Regions from separate parts of the Homo sapiens genome. Here region 1 is linked to region 2. Evidence: chromatin loops called from intact Hi-C (ENCODE). Cell type or tissue: GM12878. All regions are shown on one strand.

Evidence for each region. Hi-C counts contacts between places; a loop is a spot of excess contacts. Peaks named below come from ENCODE experiments on the same cell type or tissue, not always from the same donor. Only the 100,000 strongest peaks of a DNase experiment are listed, where the experiment ranks them.
Region 1: a loop joins it to region 2, with 1.8 times the contacts of the local background. A loop is called at or near these places in 9 of 110 quality-filtered maps.

Annotation. Positions count from the first base shown.
Region 1 is chr4:184,961,128-184,963,627 of GRCh38, forward strand. No RefSeq gene overlaps it. Among named protein-coding and RNA genes, the nearest start is that of MIR4455, 24 kb to the left of the region's middle. RefSeq lists enhancers at 181-681, 682-1,182. In GM12878, no CTCF peak of the experiment used is centred here; no DNase peak of the experiment used is centred here.
Region 2 is chr4:184,819,206-184,821,705 of GRCh38, forward strand. The region is part of intron 1 of ACSL1 (acyl-CoA synthetase long chain family member 1); the gene reads right to left. Among named protein-coding and RNA genes, the nearest start is that of ACSL1, 5.5 kb to the right of the region's middle. In GM12878, a CTCF peak has its summit at 1,264; no DNase peak of the experiment used is centred here; H3K4me3 peaks cover 1,699 bases; H3K27ac peaks cover 469 bases.

The sequences.
Region 1 (2,500 bases), 140 kb after region 2:
AGTTGCCTGCCTTGGGAAAGGCCCAGGTTGAAGTCTTCCTTGCTAGAGGCCCCGCCCAGACACCTGAGTAGCCCACCCTGTTGAACAGCTTAGCATTCTCCACTTGTAAGGACTTTGACTACAATGAGCCTGAAGGGAGCTGAAATGCAAGAAAAGAAAAAGAACAGCTTCATGTGCCACAGTGAAATCCCACCAAGAGAATTCTCTGAGATGGTTCACAAGCCCTCAACAGACCCTCCTGGGCACGCCAGACCCCCTGTCAGATCTCAGCAGCCCCAGTGGAGCTCTGGGGTTCACACAGTCACCAAGAAAAGGGAGTCCAGCAAGTCACTGCGGGTGACCCTAAGGTGGGCATGCATAGGCACTGAGCCTCTGTTAGGAGAGGATTCTCTAAAGCAAGAAAAAAATATTCGAACAACGATCAAATCTGGGCCCAAGTCCACGGATTGTGTTGACTACTCTGAAAGAGATTTTCCACCTCCCCAACTTTCGGAGAAGTTAATTTAAAAGAAAACCCTACATCTGCTGTTCTTTTTGGCTGCTCAGCATCTCAGCTTGTCCATTTCAGGAACCCCCTGCCCTGTGGAGGAAAAGCCTGCCTTGTATAGTACAGGATAAAAGTGCTGGAGAGCACCTGCCCGGACTCCCACAGTGAGCGGTGGCCCAGGCTCTGCCTGCTCCCCAGCCCTAGCCCAGGCTGTGGACTGGAAGTGGCTGATGGGAGGTAGCAGGGGTGAGGCCGGCTCCGCCCTGAGGATGGGTGTGGCCGCTGCAGAGGTTCTGGAAGCTCTGGGGACCGCACTGTAAACAGCTGCTGGTCCCAGCAGCAGCCACGGAGGTTCTGGGCTATGGCTGGGTGGTGCTCCTAAGTGGCCTCATTCTCCAGTGATTCCAACAGGACACCCGATACCCTTTCCAATACAGTCCCTTTCCACTTGAATGAACCAGAGTCTTTTTCTATTGCTTAAATCTAAAATTCCCAAATGCGGTATGCCACTAGCACTGTATGCCAGAGAATCTCTCATTTTCTTTTATTTTAAAAAATTTATTTTTCAAGGGCTTTAAGGGTACCAGTGGTTTTTGGTTACATGGATGAATTGTGTAGTGGTGAAGTCTGGGCTTTTAGTGCACCCGTCCCTGGAATAGTGTACATTGTACCAGTCCCTGGAATGTACATTGTACCCGTCCCTGGATAGTGCACATTGTACCCATCCCTGGAATAGTGTACACTGTACCCGTCCCTGGAATAGTGTACATTGTACCCGTCCCTGGAATAGTGTACACTGTACCCGTCCCTGGTAGAGTGCACACTGTACCCGTCCCTGGAATAGTGCACATTGTACCGGTCCCTGGAATAGTGCACATTGTACTCGTCCTTGGAATAGTGTACACTGTACCCGACATGTGATTTTTCATCCCTCCCTCCCCTGTTGCAAGTCCCCAATGTCCATCGTACCCACTCTGTATGCCTTTCCGTACCCATAGCTTAGCTCCCATTTATAAGTGAGAACATGTGGTATTTGATTTTCTGTTCCTGAGTGACTCTATTTTGTTTTAGGTTAAACCCTGACTTGGCAATAAAACCTTGAACATCCTGGGATACTTTTGAAGTCATATTTAATTCTTTGAAAGCACAGGCAGTGAAGTCCACAACTCCTGGAGCCCCGTCTTTATGGAGGAGAGGGAGGCAGAGGAATGGACACTATAGGCATTAGTAGTGAGCAAAATATTTCCCAATGGTCTGAAAGAATCAATGGGCCCAACTAAAGGATACCTGAAGATCAAGGCTTGCCGGCAGGAGGAAGAGCCGGTCTCAGAATACAGCCCAGGGCATGTGGACTGCAGAGGGCTGCAGAGAGAGGGACAGGCCTCCTGCTTCTCCTTCTGTGTCCCTCAGCCATCCTCCTTCAGTTTTCCCTGGACAATATGGTGCCAATCACATAATCGGAGAGTTGGGGACCCTTGCTGGGCCCTGCAGAAACTTGTGGCAATAAGGCAGAGGGCAGGTGCATTGAACGTGGGTTCAGAAGCCCCGGCCTGAACCAGGGCTATTCCCCGGCTGTGAGCTGGAAACTTTGATGGGGCAGCCCATGCGGTCCCTCAGGGCCAGCCTCCTCCTTTGTAAATAAGGGCAGGAGGGATTTAAATCACTGATTTAAGTCAGGGGTTCTCAAATTCTAGTGCAAGAACTGGTGCTAGACTGTGAAAAAGTATTCATTTTCACAGGTTGATGGAGAAAAGAGAAAACCACAATAACAAAAAAAGTAATAATTTTGTCCTGAAGCTAATTTATTTCTATTAAAATGCTGAGAAGTTCTGTTTTGTTACAATTCACTTTGCATGTGAATTCTATCACAGTGGTGAGGTGGATGATATGTATTCTAATTACTTCATCTGAGTGAATAAAAAGTTAGCAACTCAATACAGTTCTTCCAAATCTTTTTTTTTTTTTTTTGAGACAAAATCTTGCTCTGTCACCCAGGCTGGAGTGCAGTGGCGC
Region 2 (2,500 bases):
GATCTTGGCTCACTGCAACCTCTGCCTCCCAGGCTCAAGGGATTCTCCTGCCTCAGCCTCCTGAGTAGCTGGGATTACAGGCGCCTGCCACCACACCTGGCTAATTTTTGTATTTTTAGCAGAGACAGGGTTTCACCATGTTGTCCAGGCTGGTCTCGAACTCCTGACCTCAGATGATCCACCTGCCTTGGCCTCCCAAAGTGCTGAGATTACAGGCGTGAGCTACCACACCCAGCCTAGATGTACTCAACACAAACTTTATCCCAGCAAAAGCACAGACTTGAGTCTAGAGATTTTCAGTGTCTTGATCTTAGCTATAGGATCAAAGACACCATCGGACCAGGACACAGGAAGGTCAGTCAGGCAGATGACAGCACCCAGGTACAGTGTCTTGGGTACACAGACCCATTAACCCCATGCCGCCAGAGTTTGCTTTCTAGAAGCCTCAGGATATGGTGGTTTGGAGAGGAGTGGAGATAGCAGGTAGGAAGCAAGCTGCAGAAGCCCCTGACAGGCAAGGTAAGTAAACACCTGGAGCCTTATGGAGGGGAGCCTGGAAGGCTTCTGCTTAGGAGGGATTTGATCAGAGCTGTGATTTAGAAAAAGCAACCATCCCCCTCTGCACCCTGCCCCTCTTCCTAACAAAGGCCTTCACTGTTTAAATTGGAGGTGACAATTCTGGTTCACGATGGCAATACTGAGAAGGCAAGGAGGAAATGCATGTGTGTTGGGTAATACTGCACAGAGAGGGTCAGAATAAGCAGAACTGCTGACTGACTGGACTTCAGGGCAGAAACCAAGGGCAATACCGACGTCCAGCCATTCTTTGAACAGGCACAGGGCCCGGGAACAAACTCCACACGTGTGCATGGCCAGAGGGTCAGGCAGGTTGTGTTACCTTGGCCAAGTCACCCCCCTCCGATCCCTGCAGACTCCCAAGTAGCTGGGACTACAGGTGCCCACCACCATGCCTGGCTAATTTTTTGTATTTTTAGTAGAGACAGGGTTGCACCGTGTTAGCCAGGATGGTCTTGATCTCCTGACCTCATGATCCGCCCACCTCGGCCTCCCAAAGTGCTGGGATTACAGGCGTGAGCCACTGCACCCGGCCAGTCATGCGTCTCAATTGTTCTCCAGCCTTACAAGACCAATGTCCAGGGCAGGCAAAGCCTTTTATTTTTTAATTCTCTAGAAAGTCACAGCTACATAGCAAGTGATCTTATCACTCCCTGAGCCACGCTGAATCAAAATTTGTGGTCTCTTTCAGCACTCTAGTGGTATAAAGAGATAATTCAAGGCAGAGTGTAAATGAGATGGGGGTAAAATCAAGGAGCAGTGACACCGAAGGAGACCCAGCTCTGTCCTTCCTGTCTTACTGCCAGCTGTATAACCTGGAACTTTCTTTTTTTTTCTTTTGGAGACAGAGTCTCACTCTGTCACCCAGGCTGGAGTGCTGTGGCGCAATCTTGGCTCACTGCAGCCTCCGCCTCCTGGGTTCATGCGATTCTCCTGCCTCAACCTCCCGAGCAGCTGAGACTACAGGCACGTACCACCACGCCCAGTTAATTTTTGTATTTTTAGTAGAGACGGGGTTTCACCATATTGGTCAGGGTGATCCACCCGCCTCGGCCTCCCAAAATGCTGGGATTACAGGCGTGAGCCACCGCACCTGGCCTAACCTGGAACTTTCTAGGCCCTCCTGGAGTGAGAACTTCTAGCTCTGGAGGGGCAGTAGAGCCCAGCAATTAGGAGCACAGACCCTGAAGCCAGACTGCCTAGGTTCAAATTCTGGTATGGGGAACTTAATCTTTGCACCTGTTCCTTTATCTTGTGTACAGTAAGGATAGCAGCAGGACCTACCTTACAGGGTTGCTGAAGGTACTAATGAGTTAACCCATCAGAAGCTTAGCAGCACCTGGCTCTGTCTGCTGCTCTCATCACTGCTCTGTTCCTAAGCCTGGCCGTGTCCAGGCTGTGGCTACCACCTCGGTCAGCTACCACAGCCCTGCTTTGTGGCAGACACCTGGACCCTGAAGGAGAAACTAGCTCCGGAAGCACTTTCTCATGACTCTGCTTAATAAAGGAATAAATAGTATTCAGAGTGTTTCAGTCCTTCTTATATGGACATTTCTCCCACAACAAACCTAAGGGGAAAGTGCCCATTTCTATAGCAGCCAAAGCTGTGCTAATGGATAGAGCCTACATTTATCAGAAGTCCCCTCCAGAATGAGGAAATGGTCTACAGGCAGGCCCCGTTTCCTCCTCTGATGCCCTAACTTCTTTCCATTTCTCTTTCCAAACCATGAAATCCCTATTTCAACTGCTTTTGACTAGAATACATGAACCCAAAAGTCCATTAAACCTATTCATTAGTAAAAACACTTTTCAAATTATTGTTAATTTCAAGAGTTTTAAAGCAGAACATTTTTTATTTTTTAAAGACGTATTTAAACATATAACAAAGGTTGGTAAACTGTTCTGAAAAATATCCAACAAATGG